Regions from separate parts of the Homo sapiens genome. Here region 2 is linked to region 1. A link is an interaction called in ENCODE POLR2A ChIA-PET data of the cell type or tissue named here. Cell type or tissue: CD4-positive, alpha-beta T cell. All regions are shown on one strand. Links, peaks and the distances in the headings refer to the core of each region. The heading gives the core; the rest is flanking DNA.

Region 1 (11,420 bases), core at 4,940-7,439:
TATTGCACTCTTAATAGACCAAGCATAGTGTAAATATAACTTTTATATGCACTGGGAAACCAAAATAAATTAGGATGACTCGCTTTATTGCAGTGGTCTGGAATTAGACCTGCTATATCTCTGAGGTATGCCTGTATTTCTATCTGCAAGGTAGAGCTGGGTATTTCTAGCTGTGTGCGTAGAAAAGGGTGGAAAAAGGGTACTGAGAATGATCCAAAGTGTCCTGGGCAAAAACAGGAACTGTACCAAGGACAGGCACAAATGGTTGACACCCGTGGCCATACACAGTAATCAGAGCAAAAGAAGATTAAAAGCCAAGATCAGCCACGAATCCGGAAGAGCTCCCTGCTCAGGCCCCGCCCACGGGCTGTCTCCTAGAAAACCTGTCCTCCAGTGATCCTCTGTAATGAAGTGGTACCAAAACATAAAGCAAGAAATAGTCAACTGAGCAAGATGCTCTGCGGCCAAGACATGATGGACATCAGAACAGAGTGAGAAGGTCCCTGAGCAGTTCAAGGTGGAGAAGGGCGAGGGGCAAAGTAGAGGTGGAAAGGGTTGTTGTATTATATATAGTTTAGGCTACTGAGAACAGCTGACTGCTGATTAGGAATTCCCAGACTGGAAGGATTATACAAGACTTATTAAGCGGAAAGAAAGCGAAAGTAGTTACAGCTACATGGGCTCCGACTTGTAAGTAAGGATGATGTGGAGAGCTGGGTTTTTGCGCTGCTCCAGATGAGAATCTTGGGAGTCTGAGGCTAGTAAACAGGTGCCACTATATCCTGGGTTTAGCCCACATCACCAATATTTTGTTATTCAAATGTATTAACATTTCAGTAATGGTATATACAATCTCCAGCCTCCTCTGCCTCTTCCCACTTCTAACTTACCTACAGTTTTACATCTTGGGAGGTCATCCACTAAGAAAAGTGGGCCAAGAGTGGGTGAAACCCAAAATAGCTAATTTTTCTACTACACATGTCAACTCTGGTTTAAAGTTTTTTCCCCCCTGGGGAGGAGATTAAAATCACAATAACAGCAAAAATGAGAACTCATAATTTTCTATGGATTTCAATTAACATTATCTATGAAAGTACCATCCCCCACTACCACTAATTACCAAGAATTTACTATAGTAGGATGAGAATATTGAGACACAATTACAGATGTAAGTATAGACACATGTGCATACATTTCAAATTTAATATTGAGAAGAGGTCATTAGAAATAGAAAGGTTTTGGGGGCTCATTTTTAGGATATTTTTAAAAGTGAAATAGAAAGATTTATTGTTATCAGATAACTGAGTTATTTTACCATGGGAAAAATGTAAAATTTTACATATTGAAATCCATAAATGCTCAAGAAGCCTAAATAAAGATTATTTACCAAAAGCTAAAATGTAAGTTATTTTTAATAACACACAGACAGGTGGATCGATTAGAGTAGAAACCAGAAGTGGGAGACTTAGCTAGTTATTTACATTATCTGTTTAAACCAAAAGAGAGATTTCACTCACTCATTACTGATTATGTAGTGTAGACAGTCAATGTAGGTAACTTAGGTCAAAATACCCACATTGTGACCCAGCCTTTCTAAATTATTGTTCTTCATCAAGCCAAAGTTACTAATCTCCTCTTGTGTTATACTGGTCACAGGAAAAAATGAATTCAATTTCAAAACCAGGTCACCACGTCAACAGTTTTGAAATCAATTTTTATAACTTAATGGCTGATTTCCTCACAGTTCGCCAAAACACCAGCTCTTGACCTATTTATTTCTTTCATTTAGATATAATAAAAGACTAGAGATCATCTTTAACCTAGTCTACCCTTTTAAGTGAGTTAAATGAGAGTTTTTTTAACAAACCTTTGATTATTCCGCATGAATACCCACAATTCAGAGACATAGTTCTATTTGAACACCATTCATTAATTTTTTATATAAATCATAGACATTTAGAGTTAAAGGTATCTTAGAAATAAACTAGTCTGTATCAATCAGCATCTTGCAAGTGACAGAAAACGAATTTGATCCAGCTTAGGCAAAAGGGGTGAATCGATTGGAAGGACATCTGAGTGTCCCACTTAACTGCAGGCAAGGCAAGGGTACACGTGGGTCTCAGAAACACTTGATACAAATGCCATCAGAGGGACCTATCTCTTGTCTCTGCTTTTCACTGCATGTTTGCTTCTTAGACTTCACAGGGTGAAAATAGGGCTGCCAAATGGTCCTGAGCCCCACTCTACCTACTTTTACAGACTCACCACCACAGAGGTGCTGATTTTTCTCAGTACCAGTTCAAAACAAAACAAAAAAAATCCCAGGGAAGTCCTCTGATTGGCCCAGCTTGTGTCAGATGCCCACTCATGGACCAATCAACTGTGGCCAGGGGGATGGAGTCATGTAAGAAAATGGTAATCCCAATAGTTGGGGGCTGGAGAGAAACAGTTTCTGGAAGAAGGGAAGGATGATGGGAAGATCCACCCCAACCCCAGAGTTCATCCTAATTCATTTTACAAACGTGGAAATTTAAGCTCAAAGAAGTTAAGTGACTTACTCAAGGGTACAACCTGTACTTAACTCTTCTGGCACTTAGTCCAATGCTTGGTTTACTCACCCACACTGCTGTTCATTCTGTGGAATTTGCATTTCAGGGTCTTCAGCACAGAAAAGGCAGGGGCTAGGGTGGAGTGGTGGGGAGGAATTAGGGTCTTACGCTACACTTAAACTTCTACCCAGGATTTTGTTGGAGTTCCAACCTCATCAGTCTGTTATCTGGTTTTGCTTTATTTTCTTACTGGGGGAATGGACACCCCAAGCGGGACTCTCCCTGTTGCCCTCCTACCCTGTCAGTTCCAGGGGGCTCAGCCTGTTCATGCTGAATAATTATCATAAGAACACCTTACACTGAGAGAGGACTTACAATGTGCCCAAGACGGTCCGTTGTGAGCCTTCCCTCATTTAGCCCTTACAGCAGCCCTATGAGGGAGGTATTAGTGGCATTATTATCTCCATTTTGCAGATAAGAAAACTAAGGCACAGAGAGGTTAATGAACTTGTCTAAGGTCACAGAGTGGGGAAGGGATGGAGGCAGGGTGTGAATGCAGGCAGGCTGGCTCCAGAGTCCTTGTTAAGTACTGCAGTTCTACTGTTCTTTTCTAGTCAAACACCTCCAGCCTGTGGCTGCCTGCACTCAATCCGGTAGGGTCTGGGACTCCTCCAATGTCTGCTGACCTAAGTGTTGGCTCATCTCTGGGGCTGTTGCCAACCTGTCTCTGATCAAGGCTCTTCCCACTACAACTGTACTGCTCCCCACCCTCATCTTTTGCCACTGCTGCCCAAGCTGCAGCGTCTTGCTCGGGGCCTGCCTCATCACTGCTGACAGCTGCTGTTGCCGCGACTGCTCCTGGTAATGGATCTGCTCTCTTGCTGCTGGAAGGAGCCAACTCTCCTGCTCTGTGCAGATAAAGGCTTTGCTCCCCAAACTTGATAGCACAGCTTAGGACAGTTTAGGGTCCTCTCAGAAATCCTTGCTCTTTCAGGTTTACAGATTCTCCTTAAAAGGACCTGAATCAAGTTCCAAAGGAACAAAGGTGATTGTCATAGTGCTCTCTTTGCAGAATTGTAGACCTCTGTAAACACAGACCTGGGTCCCTAAGTGATAAATAAGAGAGAGCTACTGCAACTGTCCCTCACTAGATGATGAGTTTTCAGGTCCTCGTGGTTGGGAATGGCCTTTATCTCCTCCTTGTTCAGAGGGGTTCATATTACAGGCTTTGGAGCTAGACAGCGGTTTGAGTCCTGGTCTACTACTCATTAGCCTTGTGACCAAAGGCAAATAAACCCTTAATCACTCCTCTCTGCTTTGGTTTTCTCATGTGTAAAATAAGAGTATTAATATATATCTCAAAGTCCTCTTGTTGCTAAATGAGATACTGAGATTAAAGCACATAGATTAAATGAGATACTGTGTTAAAGCACATAGCAGAGTACCTAGCATAAAATAAATTTCAATACTGATACAATATGATTATTATTTTAGAGTCTTAACCCTGCTGGCTAGAACCTGACTTTTGGATGCTCAAATCTTTACAATGTTTTGAAGGGTGTGAGGCTGGCATGTGGGGCTAGGATTGCTCATGACCTATAGCTTGTTCTTGATTCCCCTTCAATCTAGGTCCTGGCTGGCAGAAAGCAGGTTTGGTAACTTAGGCAGGCAGAAGAGGTGGCAGGATGGAGGAAGGGCTCCTGATACAGAGCTGGTACCCACAAAGACAAACCTGTCAGTTACCCTGCACTTCTCTCTCCTCAGCTGGACAACTCTTCCTCATCTCTGCATGTTGTCATTGCTGCCACTGGTTGTAGGTTTTTCTGTCATGGCTGCACCACATTCATTTCTATCTGGTATCACTTGCGGAGAAACGTGATCTGTGCTATGTCCAGGCCCCGCCCAACCTGGGGGTCAGCCCTGGCAAAGAGAACTGCCTCCTAGATATTTATCATAATTGCACAACCCCCACTCCTACCTCGCCCCCTCACCCTGGGACCACTCACACACCTTCTTACCTCCAAATATTTCAGCCACAAACAGCATGCTTTTTGTTAAAATGTTAACCATTCTTTTGCCTGATTTTTTTCTCACGTCCCACATCTAGGAGCTATTTCTGATTTGCTTGGTTGATAAAGGGTTGTACTTTGTACTCTAAACCACACCCAGAGGAAACAGCAAAGTGGCCAGACATTCCGCAGATGAGGACAAATGCAAAAAAATGAGACCAAGGAGATGGCACTTCATGGGTGAATGAAAGATGCCAGTCTCTTTCACATACTATATAATCAAAATTTTACTTTAAGATAAGTGGAGGGTGGCATGCTGGCTCACACCTGTAATACCAGCACTTTTGGGAGGCCAAGTTGGGAGGCTCCCTTAAGGCCAGGTGTTGGAGACCGGCCTGAGCAACATGGTGAGATCCCATTTCTAAATAATAATAATATGATAATAATAATAAACGGATGTTGTAAAATCCCTATTTAGAGACCTAATTTGAAAATACTTCCCCCCCCACCGCCGCTTTTCCTGCATGCCTTTTTTATTGTAAGCAAGCACCCAAGCACCCTAGATATTACAGAGGTTTGTGATTTATTCAGCTAAGACGGTTTGACCCATATGTAAGTATAAAATCCCAGTATCCCCGACTCCCTGAAAGTGGAACTACAACACATTATTTCCCTCAGATAAAATGCAATGAAATTCTCTTGTCCCCTCCCTACCCCAGGAACGCTTGAGCCCTTAAGGGAACAGAACTTATGGCAGTAGGAAGAAAAAATCATGCAGATACAGTTACTTGTGACAAAAAAAAAAAAGAGGAAATGAATTGGAGAAAACAAATTATGAGAGGGATGGAAATAAAACCAGCACTTCGAAAAGGGCAGAAGAACCCAAAGAAAGCGCCAATCAAAAGGGAGAAAGAATTGCAGCACCAAAAAAAAAAAAAAAAAAAAAAAAGGTGCAAACTGGGGCAAATGTATGTGTGTAGGGAGAGAGGGAAGGAGGAAAAGAAGGAGGGAGGGAGAGAGGGAGGGATACCTGGACAGGGTCAAGCTGGAAGAACAAGCAGCGCAAGACAGGAGTCGGGGTGGGGGAATCCCAGAAAAATCTGTTTACAAAAAGACAGGCTTATGGAAATTCCAAAAGTGACTTTAGAGATTCAGATCCAAAATAGAAAAGGACCCAAATACACACATGTCTGTGTGTATTTTAACCAACTGCTGATGTTCTATCTAGACTGGAGGAAATTCTCCCCGGCCTTGAACAGACGCTGTGAGATTTTAGATTTCAAGAGACCTAAATTATCTTCCACGTAGCCTCTTACTGCGCCCCCGCGGCCCGCTTGCCCCAGGCCAAGCCCTCGGGCGCGGCTGGGACACAGCGAGAACGCGCGGTGCGCTGGGGCTGCCCCCTCGCAACTCCCTCGCATTGTCTGCCCGCCTCCCAGTGTCTCCGCTTCCCAGGCGCGCTCGGGTTATTGTTCTCCCTTCGCGGGCAGGGAGGAGGGTAGGACCGGACGGGGGAGGCAGCCGGGGGATGCGGGAGGCGGCGATCGGCTGCCACCCGAGCAGGGGCGCCTCGGTCCTTCGCACCCCGCCGTCCCTCCGCTGAAGACCGTGCGCCCCGGAGTGGGTCTAACGCAACCCTGAGCTCGGGTTCTGCAGAGGACCGGGTCCCCTGCCCCTGCCTGCAGGTCTCCAGCTCCTAGGAGGGAGAGGGGCGCGGGCCAGGGCGGGGAGCGGGAAGCCGGGCGGGCGTCCCGGTGCCGCGCAGTGGCTCCCGCGGGCTGCCTGGGCGCTTTCGGCTCGGGGGAGGGACGCTATGACGCACCCTGTCGGTATTAGAACACTTCACCTTCTATTTATAGACACTCCTCCGACCGCGGACCTAGCTGGCCCTCCCTCTCCTTGCCTTCATCGTGAACGAAAAATCCTACCTAGAATGGGAGATGCTAATACACAATGATCGGAAAGAATTCAATTTTGTGTATCCCTTTGTAATTCCAAGTATGAATTGCAGGTCTAATGATCTCTCTCTGGCCCAAGGAATTCCCCAATTTTCTAAAGCTTTAAAACCTACACTACTTTATTTTACATCCCTTCTAAATATGTCAAATTCGTCTCTTGTGAGTTCATGAAATATTCGCCAAGAATTTGCTCAAGCTGGGTAAGACGTAAGCCCATCGAATTCAGGGAAGGGATGTTTCTAGCTGGCTTTCTGTATCTGCGGAACCCTAGCAATTCTAAACGTAGCATTTATTCGGGAAGAGAGAGCATGTAAAGGAAAAATATTGCACATTTCAAACAAAAGCAAAGTTTGTCTTAGTGTTGTTGTTTTTTTTAATTGTGGCTTTTGGATACTGACTTCGTGCTTTTAGCTGTACACTAACCGTGTAATTATAGGTGATTAAAAATAGTTCTTACCTAGTCACGTTAACATTTGCAGTAATTAAAACGGGGAATTTTTTTAACGGTAATTTATTTCTTATAATTTGGTTGGTCTGCTGCAGTCAGCACTGAAGAGGAAGCCTGATTATCTTTCATCTTGGTTTCTAGTCAGTTTCACTTTCTAAACTCCACATACTCCAGAGTCGACTGCCTTTTAGATTTATTAAGAAAAAGGATTGGATATACATACATAGATATAGGTTTGTTTTTTAAAGCCTAACTAAACCATGGCTTGGTTACCATGCCAATTATTCTATAACCACAAAATTCAAGTAGAGTAGCATACAATGTACTGTTCTTGCTAACAACTAGTCTATGAAGTGGGGGTGTCTGTAAAAACAGCATTATTACATGGTTTTGCTGAGGAGAGTACTGTGCCCTACCACTGTATGAGTACTTAAACAACAACCACAATAGCAATTGTTAACAGTGCATTCATTATAAAACACCCATTTGATGGCAGGACCCTCATGAAAGACAATTTGGCAACTGCACTTACCCTTGGATCCAGTCATTTCATTTCTAGAAGTTTATGCTACAGATGCAGTACTTACATGTGAAGTCATTGGTTGTTGCAATGTGTGTACTAGCAAAAGGTTAGAAACAATATTAATGTCCCACAATCATGGTACATCTATATAATGAACTGTTATGTGGCCTTGAAGAAGATTAAAACAATCCCTTTATGTACTGATAGGGAAGTATCTCCAAGATATTGTTAAGTGAAAAAAGAAAGGTGCAGAAACAATATAAACTACTATGATTTACTTTAGAAAAATAAGTATACATGGTATATATGAACTTGTATATATATTCAAATTATATATATGAAACCTGTAACAATGTTTGCCTTCTGGGAGGTAACTGAGAGGCTAGGATGGGAGAGAAAATTATTTTCCATGATCTATCCTTTTGTATCTTGGAATTGAGTATGTATCATCTATTAAAAATTTTTTAACTAAAAATACCCTTAATTTTTTTTCTAAATTTAGGCACATATGGCAGGCAGATCTCTCTTTAATTTACAGGTGAGTTAATCTTTGGAGGGAAATCTTCAGTTTCTTCTTTTGCTTGTCTGTGGAGGCCTGAGGGTACATAGTAGACACTCAATATTTGTAGAAGTTCTGTTTTGGGATTATTATTTTAGAGAAGTTTACTGGGAAACAAACAAAGCTAATCTTTCATCCTTAGCATGCTTTTTAAAAATTTTTTATGGGTACATAGTAGGTGTATATTTTATGGAGTACATGAAATATTTTGATACAGGCAAACAATACATACTTATCACATCAGGGTAAATAGCGTATACCTCAAACACTTAACTTTCTTTTAGTTTATACTAAAAGAAACATTCCAATTATACTCTTAGTTATTTTTAAACGTGCAGTGAATTATTGTTGACTGTAATCACCCTGTTGTGCTATCAAATACCAGAGCTTATTCATTCTAACTCTAGTTTTGTACCCATTAGCCATCCCCACTTCTGCCATCCCCGACTACCTTTCCCAGCCTCTGGTAACCATCATTCTACTCTCTATCTTCATGAGTTCAATTGTTTTAATTTTTAGCTCCCACAATTGAGTAAGAACATGTGAAGTTTGTCTTTCTTTGTCTGGTTTATTTCACTTAACATGATGTCTTCCAGCCCCATCCATGTTGTTGAAAATGACAGGATCTCATTCTTTTTTATGGCTGAATACTTCTCCATTGTGTATATGTACCACATTTTCTTTATCCATTCATCTGTTAATGGACATTCACTTTGCTTCCAAATTTTGGCTATTGTGAATAGTGCTGCAATAAACATGGGAGTGCAAATATCTCACTGAGATACTGATTTCCTTTATTTTGGGTATATATCTAGTAGTGGGATTGCTGGGTCAGATGGTCGTTCTGTTTTTAGTTTTTTGAGGAACCTCCGTACTGTTCTTCCTCAGCACTCTCAACCTAGCTGGACCTAATCTATGAATCACCATAGAAATCATTTGCTCAAAGCTTGGTAGACCTGTGTTATCAGCATTTTAAAAAGCATTCTGTTGTTCATATTTTTTCCTCTATTCTTGTGGCATGTTAGGAATAGAAGTAACGGCAGAGTTAAAGGTCTACTGAGTATCCATTATAAAATAATTATGTAAAAAATTTATAACATCAATTTTACGTTACACCAGAGTGTAACTTAAAACAAAGATCTGTTTATCAGAATTCACATTTCCTACAATGGCTTTCTGTACTAGAGATCAAGTAGTTAGATTCCAAAATATTCCAGTGAGGTAATGTGTACACAGTCCTTCTGCCTGTTACAAAAGTGAAAAAGCACAGGCATTGAGATAGAAAAGGGGTTGTGCACTACAGGAGTCATGCCAGAAATAAGCCAAATGATTTGTTTTCAATTCCATTGTAGGTGTTTCTTACATAGGTTTATGTATAAGTTAGTGTTGTTACTCTTCAGTACAATAGGAAAGGGTGCAGGATTGATGGTGCCAGGGCGGTTTCCCTTCAGAGGACCCAGCACTAATGCCCTGTGATGAAGATTTTGATGAAGACAAAGAGGAAGAAGAGGAGGAGGGATATATTTGAATAAATGGAAATATTTTGAGTGTATCTGTATATGAGCTAATGTACACAGAGCACTTTACCAGAGCCTGGCAGATAAGAAGAGCTCAAAATAGATTTATTATTGGAATGAGGAGAGATTTACAATAGTCTCTTGGGTCACAAGTTGTGGTTAGGGTCATAGAGTAGGGCTGCTCACTGCCCATATTCCACTTTCTTAAGAACCACAAAATTCCTGTGCAAACTTTCCACCAAAGTAGACCACTTTCGTGATTTGTACTCTCTCTATGCACCAGCTATACTATTTATAGGGACCTTTTTGAAAGCTTTTAAAAACTTTAATTCAGGCTACCTTTGCTCTCTACTTCAGTTTAGCTTTGCTCTAAGCAATAATCATGGCTTTTAGGTGTCAGCGATATATATATTATATATTTAATATAATATATATGAATATGCAATATTCATATATTAGAATAAAACATATTCTGTATATTAGAATAAGAAACGTTTGTAAGGCTGCTGAAAGTATCTCATGTAGCACGTCTACCCAGTTGGGATACGGGAAAGGCAAGATCACAACGTACTTGTCCTTAAGGATCCTGCAGATATGCTATAACCTGAAGAGGACTTTATAACATACTTGGCAGCTACTCCTCCCCTTCCACATCCTAGATTTGGTTAGGGGTGGCTGTCCTGAAGCTGGAAAAACATGCCATGTACCTGCTGTTTGTGCTACAAGGAAGACACTTCCAGAGCAGAAAGCTTTTCCAGTCCTGGCCACACATGGTTAGGTCTGCTGTGTATCCATGTATGTCTGCGTATCTATATTCTAGTGCATTCCTGCATTGGTGCTGGTCTCAGCTCAGACATAACCTTTCAGACAAATATACTCCAGTCAGCTACTTAAGAGCAACAAGATTAAATTCTGTGGGTGGTGAAGAAGTTGGGTGTTTTCCCGGAAGAGCCTCAGTTTCTATAACCTATCTGGCAAAATCTCAGGATACAGAGACTGAGGCTGGGGAAAACCTTATCTTCTGGAATTGGCCTAAGATATATAGGCCTATATTATATCATGCACACAAAAGAGTATATTAAATGAAAGTGTACAGCTTAAGAAATAATCATAAATCGACACTCATGTGTCTACCACCCAGCTTAAGAAATAGAACATTACTAGCCCCTTGGAAGTCACTGTGAGCCCATTTCTGAGCACATTTGCCTCCCTGGCCCCACCTCAGGAGCTATCATCCTGAATTTCATCTTTCTATGTAGTTTTACTGCCTACATATATATTACTGAATAACATGGTGTTTAATTTTGTCTGCTTTTGAACTATATATAGATAGAAGCTTTGGTGACTTGCTTTTTTCACTATCTTTTTAAGCCCCATCCAGTCCTTTCCTTCCTCTTTCCACTGCAAGCCTCCATAGTGCCCCTCTTGGATTCTTGTGTTTCTCTCCTGACCAGGCTCTCTGTTGTCAGATTGTTTCCTCCAGAATTCATCGTACAAACCACCACCAAATACTCACCTTAAAAAGCAATGTTGACTTAAAAATCATTTTCTAGAAGCACATGCAGTATTATGAGAAATGATTACCATATATTGTTACATTTACACATTTTGTACGAATATATTTCAAATCACTTAGGAACCAAAATTCGAACAGTGACTCTCCCTGAACGGTAGGATTATAGATAGTTTAATTATTTTATTGGGATTTTCTATATTTTCCAAGGTTTCAATGGATTATATAAAGCCTTGGCAGCAAGGTACAGCAGCTCTTTCCTGCTTTCATTTTCCAACCTCCCAGGGGCTTCTGGGGAATGACCTGATGGGTAGATGGGAGTGTTGAAGCCAAGATCATGACTC
Region 2 (11,420 bases), core at 5,830-8,329, 540 kb after region 1:
CTGGCCTCAAGTGATCTGCCTGCCTCGGCCTCCCAAAGTGCTGGGATTACAAGTGTGAGCCACCACGCCCGTTTGAACTCCAGACCTTTATCCAGATGCCTGCTTCATGTATCAAACTTAACAAGTCCAAACTTGGACTTCTGTTCTTCCCTTTGAAGCCAGCTCCACTCCCAGTCTGCACTCTCTCAGTCGATGGTGACTCTATTCAAAACCTTTAGAGTCCTTCTGGACTCCTCTTACTTTTTTTTCTTTTCTCACATCCGAATCTTATTGGCTTCCTCTTCAAAATATATCCTGCATCCAACCACTTCTCACTACCTCCACTGCTGCCACTGTGTTCCAATCCATTGTCATCTCTCTCTTGGATTATCACATTCCCTTCCTCACGACAGTCTCACTGTCGCCCAGGCTGGAGTGCAGTGGAGCGATATCGGCTCACTACAACCTCAGTGATCTTCTGATAGCCTTGTAGTATAAAGCAATTCTCTCTCTTGACCCATCATAGCTGTCCAGGTACCATTTAAAGAATAACAACAACAAAAGGTGACCATTTAGACAATTTAAGAATTACATCCAAAAAGCAAACACATGGAGAAAAAAGCAAAACAAAATATAGGCTAGTGAGCACAATTAATTCCAATAGCCGGTTACAAATCCTTGCAACTTTCTCATTCCTTTAGGTTCAGAGAAGTCAGAAGACTTCAGGTTGAGGAAAGCCAGGAATATAAAAGCCAAGGTCAGCTTTTAATTTACCTTTAACATGATCAAAACTAAACTTTTGCCCGGGAGTTTTCTCAGTAACAAAGGTGAGCAATTCCACCTTCAAAGGCATTTTTGGGTCTACTCAACAGCTTCAATTGCAGTATACCCTGTTTTCCTCAAAATTAAGTTTCACATTTGTAAATGTTGATCAATAAACTAGTTCTGCTTTCCCAGGTTTCACGCTCAATTCTGAATGTCCTTAGGGGGACTCTGTGAAATTTATAAGGGCTCTGCTTCTTCTGCCTTCCTTTAAAGGATGGTGTTCCACTAAGATTCACCTTTCCATCTTCCACTCTCTTATCTTAATTTACATACTTTCGCTGGGTAATCTTGCCCACTTCTTCCCCTATGCTCATGACTCTCAACCCTCTACCTATCTCTAGCTCAGACCTCTCTCTTGAGCTTCAGATCCATATATCCCTGGATGTCCCATTCTCAAACACATAGTGCACATACAGAGTTCTTTCTCTCTGCCAAATGTACACCTCTTCCTCCCTTTCTTTTTCCTTACTGGTGCCAAGATTCATCTAATCACTCAGGCCAGAAACCTGAGCATGGTGCTATAAGATCACAGAGGAGAATCCAAGGATAGTAGCAATTTGCTGCAGGGTAGGAATGCAGGGAGGCATTCCAAGTGACATAATGTAACTATAGAGATGCCAAAATAAGAAAAAGCATGGTATGTGTGCTGTTAGGATAGAATAGGACAGGCTGAGGTAACAAATAAAACCCCATAATCTCAGTGGCTTTTGCTCATTAAAAAAATATATATATATGTCTTATGCCAATTGGTCAGCTTTCCTGCAACAGAAATTCAGGACCCAGCCTGCTTCCATTTTACAACCCACTGAGTTAGAGTTTTGCACATCCTAGCATATGGACAAAAGAGAATAAGCATGAAGAACTCAGACCCCCTCTTAGTCTTCCTGAACCAGAATGCCATATCCCTCCACTCACTTTTTTGTTGTCAAAAATTTGGTCAGTGTCCCAACCTAGCTGCAAAAAGAAACTGGGAGATGTCTTCTCATCTGCCTAGGAAGGTGAAATGAGGTAGTGAACATGTAGCATTTTCCCTACTATGACATGTTTAGGAAACCGTAAGAAGACTGGCATACCTGGAAACCAATGGGAATTATGGGTTGGATTGGGGGTGTAATATGTGTTGTGGAGAGAGGGTAGGTAGACAGTGCTAGGAGACACAAGAACGTAGGTACCATGGCCAATATAACTAGAAGGACTGGGTGGAGTCAAGAGCCTGAGTGCCATGCTAAGAATAGCATGCCAGTTCAATGGGAGTTTAAAGATGGGAAGTGAGCAAAGACAGGGAGAGGTGGTCAGTGGAGAATCCTAGAGCTCAAACTTCTCAACCTGAGAGCCCCAAGTAAAGGACCAGCTCTTGCTCCAGGACCAGCCTGAGGTTCCAATTGCTTTAAGAATCCATCGAGTGCAGACCAGGATATGAGACTCTGACCTAAAAACAAACTAAAAAGTTCTGTGTTCATTACCTCTGGACATTGTGTGATCCTTCCTCTAATGGCTTGGCTCCCAAAACCTCCCCACTGGCGCTCCCCTCTCAGCTGCATCCCAATTCCCTCCGCTGCACCCCAATTCCCTCCGCTGCACCCCAATTCCCTCCGCTGCACCCCAATTCCCTCCGCTGCATCCCATCTCCCTCCGCAGGCTCACCTCCCTTTTCTCTCCGGGTTCAGCCTTTCTTCTTGATTTTGATGGGTGCGGGTTCTTGGCCCCTTCTCATGGGGCTCTGCCTCCAGTAGTACGTGCTCCAGCTGACTTGCATTCTGTTTTACGCTCAGCCATCTTCAACCAGGCCTATCCAATCAAAATAATAACATTAATAACTAGTATGTACTAAATGGTTACTATATGCCAAGCGCTATTCAAACATGTTTTATAAGGTCATGTGCTGTATAACAATATTTCAGTCAATATACTATTGTGGTCCCATAAGAGTATAATACTGTATTTTTACTGTGTACTTTTTCTATGTTTAGATGTGTTTAGATACATAAATACTTACCAGTGTGCTACAATTGCCTGCAGTATTCAGTACCATAACATGCTGCACGAGTTTGTAGCCTAGCAGGAATAGGCTATACCATATATCCAAGGTGTGTAGAAGGCTACACCATCTGAGTCTGTGTAAGTACACACTATGATGTTCACACAAACTCATGATCGCCCAGTGACACATTTCTCTGATCTTAAGCAATGCATGACTGTATATAATTATTTATTCTCAGGAAAAAAACCATGAGGTAGGTGGTATTGTTATTGCTTTATGCAGATAAAGAAACAGATGCAAAAAAGGCTAACTTGCCACATTCATGGCGCTTATAAGTGGTCAAGCTAGAATCTGAATCCAGGATGTCTGGCTTTTAACTAGACGTAAGTTAAAAGTGCTATCGGTACTACTAAGTAAAGGATGAAGGAGAGGAAAGATAGAGACAACATGCCTTCATGATCTTGAAAGTAAAAAAAGAATGCAAGTAGCAGTTGTAATCACTAAGAAGGGAGAAGAAACAGTCTCCATTGTAGATAATTGCAAAGAAGGAGGCGCCACCAGAGGATAAAAAGCCTCCAATCATTCACACAAGGGACATTTGTTTCTTAAAAGGGAGACAAACTCCTGGAAGAGAATAGATACGCCTGATTTTTTCTCAGTGGAATTTCACTTGCCCTGGCAGGTGGGTGGCAGGGAGATCTGAGGCCCCTCGAATTACAGCTCCTGGGCCCTGCCTCAGAAAAGTCCATTCGTCTCGGTAGAACCCCTCCCACAGACTCACAATGTGGCCGTCTCGAGCTGGCCCGAGGCTGGACGTGCAGTCAGCCGAGCACACAAAATGAGAACTGTTTCCCTGCGTGCAGCTGGCGCGCGCTTTCCGCTAGTCGCAGCTGCTTGGAGCCCTGCGCGCTGGCGGGGCCACGCCCCCGATGAATATTCATGCCCAGCTTGGGCTCGGGAGCCCAGGATTTCAAAGCCCCTGAAGGGATTTGAGGGGCGAAGGAGCTTCCTGATAGGGAGTTAGAAGGAAGGAAGGAGCCGGGCTTTGTACGGGCTTGCTTTTGAAGACTACAAAGAGGAAGGGTCACATGGAAAGTCAAATCCCGGGTTGCTAATCTAGGCTAGGTCAAGTTTGCAATGAGAGCTAGCTCCCTCCCTCCTTGTAATTTATCGAGTCTTTCAATGTCCTTTCACACAGACAACGTGCAATTACTGGTGTTTCGCAGACAGGCTCTCTTTCTAGCACTGGGGAGCATGAAAACAACCGAGAGTAGGCTTTTAGCTGGATTTTAAGTGCTTACTTCATAACTCTTACCCAGTTAAACGTCTGCGATGACAACGCTCCTTCTTCTCACATAGGTTTCTGTGCATGGATTTTAATTTGCACACATTCTTTACCTAATCTATGATTTTTAGATACGTCAGTCTGTCATGGGCTAGAAACTTAAAAAAAAAAAAACAAAACTTTTAAAATGGATATACTCTTAGGTCTAGTTGAGACACTAAGTATTAACCCTATTTATTAGCACTCAAGTTTGGCTATTATTTTTATTAATGGAGAGATTTCCCAGCACAGATCATCTGAAAGAGTAGATAGTTCCCAAATGCATTTCACTGACTTATATATAATACTAGGTGGGCTTTTGAGTAAGTGGATTCACTGTCTTTTGTTGTTGTTGGGGCCATAAAAGTGTTTACTTTAGAATCCACTTAACAGAAATTACTGGAGCTTTATTGAGTGCCTCTATTCCATTAATCCCTCCATTAAGAGAGAGGCTTAATGCTTTTTACCTACAAATTGGAAATGGAAGAAATAACATTGGGAGGAAACCAAAGAATAAACAGGAATATATTGTGAAAGCATTTAGCTTACCTTAAATGAAGGCAAACCCCTCCCCCACCCCACTTCCATAATGGAGAACTGAACAAACATGCAGATATGAGGGTAGAACCACTGCGAGCAGCCCACGGGATCTTATGGGAAATAGGACGAGGATCAGACAAAGGACATAAACAAATATCCCCATAAACTTGGATTCTAGCAATTATAGACAGACACATTTGCCATCAATCCCCAGCAAAGTTCTAGATTGAATAGTTAAGCAAGCAGCTAGTGAGCACTTTAGAAAGGTGACTCCTAAGAACCAGTAAGAGTTCACCAGAACTAGTCAAGCCAAACTGTATTTCCTTTTTATTTATTTTTAAAAAACAAAATGCTTGACTTCATCACAATCCCAAAAACAACGAACATATTGACAAAAGGATGACCTATGTCCCCCAACCTTTTCTTTTTTTTCTATAATGGACTCAGTATTCAGAATTGCTAAATTGAGTATCTGGTTGCTATATTAGTCCATTCTTGCATTGCTGTAAAGAAATACCTGAGACTGGGTAATTTATAAGAAAGGAGGTTTAATTGGCTCATGGTTCCGCAAGCTGTCCATAGTGGCATCTGCTCCTGAGGAGGCCTTGGAAAGTTTACAATCCTAGTGGAAGGCAAAGGGGGAGCAACATCTTACATAACCAGAGCAAGAGGAAGGCGAGAGGGAGGTGCTACACACTTTTAAACACCCAGACCTCATGAGAACTCTATCAGGAGAATAGCACGAAGGAGATGGTGCTAAACCATTCATGAGAAATCCACCTCCATGATCCAACCACCTCCCACGAGGCTCCACGTCCAACATTAGGGATTACAATTCAACATGAGATCTGGGTGGAGACACAGATCCTACACCATATCAGTAGCCAAAAGAGAATAGACTTTAGAGCCAGAAGGAACTGGGTTTGATTCCAGGCTCTGCAACTTACTATTTATGTGAGTAGATTGGACATCTCTGAATCTCAGTTGTCACAACTGCAAAATGAGAATAGAATATTTACTTCATAGATATTAAAGAAAATACATAGGTACTCATAGGTACTCAAGAAAGGGCAATCATTATTAAGATGCAGTTCAAAAGGTACAAATACAAACATAAACTGAGGAAAGAGAAGAGCTGAATCAAATAGTTCATATAGAAAGAATTTTTTAATTTATCAAAAGCTCAATATGAAATAACAAAGTAACATGTTTCAGGTGCAGACTGAAGCTTATTAATATTAGTACATGGAAGCCAATAGTAAAGAGTCCCAATTAATTTTACTTGGTCAGATCCTATCTGAAATTCTCTGCCCCCTTTTGGGTAGCACACCTGAAAGGGAGCAAGGAAAAATTAAATAACATCCAGGATGATGTAAGACCCAGGAACCACAATATCTGAGAAATAATTGAAAGAAATGGTGGTTTTTATCTAGAAGAGGTTACAAAATGGCTGTCTTCTGATAATTGAAGAGCTGTGATGTAGAATAGGTATAAAATGGGTTTGTATGGCTCTAAACGGTAGAATTAGGAGACATGATTAGACGTTGCTGTGAGATAGATTTTAGACTTGAACATGTAGAAGAGCTGTTCAACGTAGCAATGAGCATTCCTGAAAAATAGTAAGCTCACAATTACTGAAAGAATTCCTACAATGAGTAGAATTCAGCTGTCAAGAAAAGTGTAGAAGAGATTATGGCATTGGAAAAGAGTGGCCTAGTCTTAGAGTTAGTCATACACCATATACATGCCACCACCCCCAGCAATGGGAGTCTATGACTAATCAATGACAGCTGTCTTCCCTGCTGAGCTAAACTCAGCCTAGCAATCCTTTTCAATACAATGCTCCAAGCCATCCCCACCAATTTATCAGAGTTGACAACCTATCCAACCCAGATGATCCCTTAGTGTCTCTAAGATCCTATAACTTAAAATTTTGCCCCCTATAGCAGGTCTACAAAATACATCTGTAAATTAACTAGAAGGAAAGTCATCGTTAAGCACAAAATATTTCCAGGTATCTGTGTATGTTTGTGTGTTTATGTCTGTATATGTACATATATGTGTGACAGTATATACATGGCTACTCCAAAACAGGAATCTTATGGCGGAAATAACATATTGGCCACAGGAGCCCTTAAATAGTGAATCTCATTTGTGACATGCCAATAATTAATGACGTTGCTTTCTCCTCCACAAAAATTCAAACCTTTTGCTACCCTATTCCACCCCTTATAAAATTTCAAACTTATTTTGTAAGTTTTAACTTTTGGGGCATCACAGGCAGGTTGGTAGAAAAGGAGAGAATGTGAGGAATTGGCAGAGATAGTGCCAGAGTACTTATAAACTCTCAAGAAAAGGGAGGATTTTTATTAGTAAGCAGAGTGGCCAAAGAGAAGCCAATAAGAGACTAAATTACAATGTTCAAAGGTATTAGCAAACTTAGATTTCAAACTAATGGGTGGGCAGCAGGAGGTACTCCTGGAAGGAGTCCTGGTTGAAGACAGGTGGATGGCAGCTCATATTTTGGCTCCCTAGCTAACAATTAAGAAGAACAAAAATTCCAATTTAACTCCCAAAGAGAGGGAAGAAGGTGCAAAGACAATTCAGTGAAGAAAAGATAGTCTTTTTGATAAATAGTGCAGGAATAATTGGATATCAGTATGCAAAAACAAAATTGAATCCTTACTTCTCACCATTTAGAAAATTAACATGAATCACAGACCTAGATACAAAACTTATTAACTATAAAACTTGACATTTTCTTTAAAAAATTAAGGTATTTAATTTCAAAAGTGAGTCCATTTAAAGACAAATATAAGTAAATAACAGTATGTACAAGTGGTATACAGATATGCAAAAATGATGAAGTTGGCACTCCCCAACTGCCCTTTAACACACTGCCTCCGAGGGCTGAGAGGTATCATAGCCCCAGCCAGGCAGGATGGTGTTTAATAAAGAATTCAGTTTCAGGAGGAATGTCTGTCAAACCAGGAAACTCTGCCAGAACCTCATCATATGGGCATGGGAGACTGTTGGATGAGGATGTGGAGAAGCTGCCATTTGCAGCCCAGCGTTTCCCTAGACTCCCAGGATCTCAAGTTTAGGAGACAGGAACATGAATTCTAGTTGTCACTAGCCATCACTTGTGCAGCTACTTTTCGGCAGCCCGGCCTGAACATAGTGGGCTCAACTGGCCAGACAAAAACCTGAAAAGTAAATGTATCAGCACCTGCAACTAATTGAGCTGAGTAAGGCAGGAGGAAAGTATGTGCTTCTCATCTCATGTCTTAAATTCTTGGACCTTAAATTATTATGTCAGTTACAACAGCTTCCTTTATTCAGATCAAACTCCACTCTCCAATATGTCAAGAATTCTTTCTTTTTTTTTTTTTTTTTTTTGAGACCGAGTCTCACTCTGTCACCCAGGCTGGGAGTGCAGTGGTGTGATCTCAACTCACTACTACCTCTGCCTCCCTGGTTCAAGCAGTTCTCCTGCCTCAGCCTCCCGAGTAGCTGGGATTACAGGTGCTCGCCACCATGCCCAACTAATTTTTGTATTTTTTGTAGAGACAGGGTTTCACCATGTTGGCCAGGCTGGTCTCGGACTCCCAACCTCAAGTGATCCACCTGCCTTGGCCTCCAAAGTGCTAGGATTACAGGTGTGAGTCACCGCACCCGGCCCAATGTCAAGAATTCTAAAAGAAGGTATGTAACAAATTTTTTAAGAGATCTCCTGACAATTGATTTTCTAAGAAAGTTACAAAATATTCCTTCCTTCTTTACCCATAAAAGTCTTAGACATATAAAGGCAACATAAAGCTTAAAAGCATTATCTATGGTGTCAGGTTGTCTGGGCTCAAGTTCTAGCTCTGCCTCCTAATAGCTGTGTAAGCTTGGCCTGGGTTCCTAAGCTCTCTGAACCTTAGTTTCCTCTTCTGTAAAGTGAGGATTCCACCGCGCAACACACACACACAAAGGAAGTGTTTATTTCAAGGTGCATTTAGCACATAGCGAACCAGAGTTACAGAGCAGGAGGGGAGTTGAAAATCTTCTAGAATTTCTCTCTCCTCTGTTGTACTAGTAGAGCAAGGCCCAGAGACATTGGTAACTTACCCAACATCTCATAGCTAAATTAGGGGCAGGCCTGTTTTTCAGAAATTGAAGTACTATCATTTTTCATTTCAGTTTCCTTTCCTCTCTTGGTGTTTGGTACAATTTCCTCGGTACCTCCTCTTCTTGTGCCAGACTGACAACAACTTGCACCATATTTTACTCTAGGATTTTCCACGGCTTTTCTGTGACCCCACATCCTTTAGCACTCCTACATTGTGAAAGCTGAACACCATCTGTCATTGATCAGCACACAATGGTCCCTCAAGAGCTTGGTAAATGTCTTTTCTGTAAAGCATCCTTCTCCTTTATGCATAATGCAATGTTATAATTTAACTTTCAAGATCCACTCAGGGTAGAAGGGATGATAAGACAGGTCCATACATAAACATTCTCCCCACTGGACAGTATGACTATAAGTATACCACAATGTGCTCTTCTTGAGCTAACAACACATTACCTAATGATCTTCCACTTCCAGGCTTTTAAGAGCTCTTCTCCCAGAAAGAAAAGATAATGCATTGGTTTCTACATCGTTTCTTTAAATTATGGGCAGAAGCTACTATTCTAAAAAGATTAGCTAGTTAACACAAGCTAATTCAGGTGGGAAATCTCCATTGCTTTCCTGATGATTTTCCCGAAGTCTATAAGGTAGAGTCATAAACTACAGCAGGTTTTACTAATAACAGCTAACCAGAAGGACAAGCTATTTGGAAATTAGGTCACATCTTAGGGCTTTCTGCCAAACTCACACACAGGAATAGTAACATCTTTGCCAGAATATCTCTGAACACAAAGAACAATGATAGATAATGTTGTTCTGCTGGGAATGCTGAACGGCTGGATTCCTTGTGTGTAGGGTGTCTTGGAGTAAGTTTCCTGACCAAAAGAAAAAGGTTGAGGGGAATGCTTTCAGTATCTGCATTTCCAAAATAGACTTTTCTATACCACTTTTACTATATTTTACATTTCCTGCACCTAAAATGCCTGGTATGGAGTAGGGGATTCAAATGTACAGAACAGAGGAATGAATGATTGATTTTCTTTCCCTTCTTCTATTATCCCATTCACGTACTGCCTCAGAGATACACATAAAAATGAACAAGCTTTATCAGTGAAGAGCTCAGACTCTCCTTTTTGGTTCTATTGCTGGTGTTTGTGGGACATTTGTTCAGGGCTCTGTGTCATCAAGTGGCCTTTGAGTGCCTAGCACTCTGCCCTTGTCTCACACCTGTCCTTTCTACCTTGAAGAGGAATTCTGTCAGGGAAAAGAGTTTAAAGTCCTGCCACAGGTAGCACCTGGGAGCCTGTTGAAAATGTAAAATCTGAGACCCCACCCCAGAATCAGAATCCACATTTTAAGGGGCTCCCCAGGAGAGTTTGAAAAGCGCTAGGTTAAGCCTGCTTAAAAGTGGATCCTCCAAACACTGCTGCCTGCTAGTCTCTGAAGATGTACAGCCTAAGATTGTATCCCAGGTTGACAATGGTTTTTAGAAAGGGAAGAAAGACAAGAAGCCCACCAGACTTTGGAAGTTTGCAAATTAACAGTAGTCCTTAGATTCATGGCAAAGGACAGAGCATCTGCTTCAGGGGACAGAGGTACACTGTTGGCACAGGCAGGCAATCGAAATTCGCTTCTGTACATCTTCGCAAGACTTTGAAACTATCCAGGGCCCCTTCTTGTTTTTCTTCTGTGTGTTTCATAAAAACTGTTGCCAAAGCATTTCAAAACCTGAAATTACAACTGATTGCCTAGTTGCTTATTAAAAGAATAAAGCTCCGTGGAGTGTGCAAATTCCCATTTCAGAAGAAATCAATAGAAATTGCTAATCTGTCAGTGATAAATGATTGTATGTATTGATTTTGGGGCTCTTAGCATCAGCGAGGAAAAGGCTGATCATTCCGGAATGTGTGTGCACTTACAGCATAGCCCCAGGGAGCAGAGAGCTTGCCTGTTAGCCCAGAATATGTTATAAACAAATTATAGGCAAAAAAATTCCTTTACTGTGGTAGAATTCTCGGTTTCAGCTCTCTTTAGCATTTACAAGGCAAACAATACCAGGGATGGAACAAACATTTAACAGCCATCTGCTTTGTATGCAGAATTAGATAGACAGAGTCACATGCAGTGTGACACTTTAATCTTTCTTTTAAAATACTGCCAGCAGCATTGTTCAATGAAACCCTGTCCTTCAATGCAAACTCTAAAAAACATGCCATAACTATTCTACTGGTTATGTCATAAGAGACTGCCACATAACTGATAAAGGATGAGAGAAACCACTGGAAGCATCTATATGTCCCTTTGTAGATGGAATTTGTTCATGGGGCTTCCACTGTCTGCATGCTTCCCTCACACATCTCCACTGGTTAAAATCTTGTTTATTCTTCCTAGCTGTCTATGGAACCTTCCCAGAGCCTACAAACTAGACTTCTCTTTGCTTCCTCTGTGTTCTCTGTGTTCTTATAGCAAGTTATGTGATCTTCTAGTACACCACAGGACTCTTTCTACCTTACAGTCTAGCTGCTTGGCATGCTTCATCACTATTGCTACACTGTTTGCTTCTTTAGAGCTGCACCCTTATTAATCTGTGTGGCTTTCCATCTAGCACAATGCTTGGGATATTGTGTGCCGTCCATTAGTAGTGATTGATTTGAACA

Evidence for each region. Peaks named below come from ENCODE experiments on the same cell type or tissue, not always from the same donor. Only the 100,000 strongest peaks of a DNase experiment are listed, where the experiment ranks them.
Region 2: POLR2A ChIA-PET joins it to region 1 with 5 read pairs; 2 of 35 experiments call an interaction of 5 or more read pairs at or near these places.

Annotation. Positions count from the first base shown.
Region 1 is chr2:64,762,869-64,774,288 of GRCh38, reverse strand. It overlaps LOC105374777 (a long non-coding RNA gene), which reads left to right and starts at 6,092. Exons shown (of 6, transcript XR_940177.3): 1 at 6,092-6,243; 2 at 6,418-6,716; 3 at 7,990-8,025. RefSeq lists a silencer at 5,909-6,408 and an enhancer at 5,807-6,652. In CD4-positive, alpha-beta T cell, for the core only: CTCF peaks have their summits at 6,148 and 6,347; DNase peaks (open chromatin) are centred at 5,998, 6,378 and 7,088; H3K4me3 peaks cover 1,883 bases; H3K27ac peaks cover 1,774 bases.
Region 2 is chr2:64,220,669-64,232,088 of GRCh38, reverse strand. It overlaps LOC100507006 (a long non-coding RNA gene), which reads right to left and starts at 3,688. Exons shown (of 5, transcript NR_120420.1): 1 at 3,567-3,688; 2 at 2,449-2,592. RefSeq lists enhancers at 3,416-3,465, 3,114-3,822, 3,956-4,005, 3,823-4,532. In CD4-positive, alpha-beta T cell, for the core only: no CTCF peak of the experiment used is centred there; no DNase peak of the experiment used is centred there.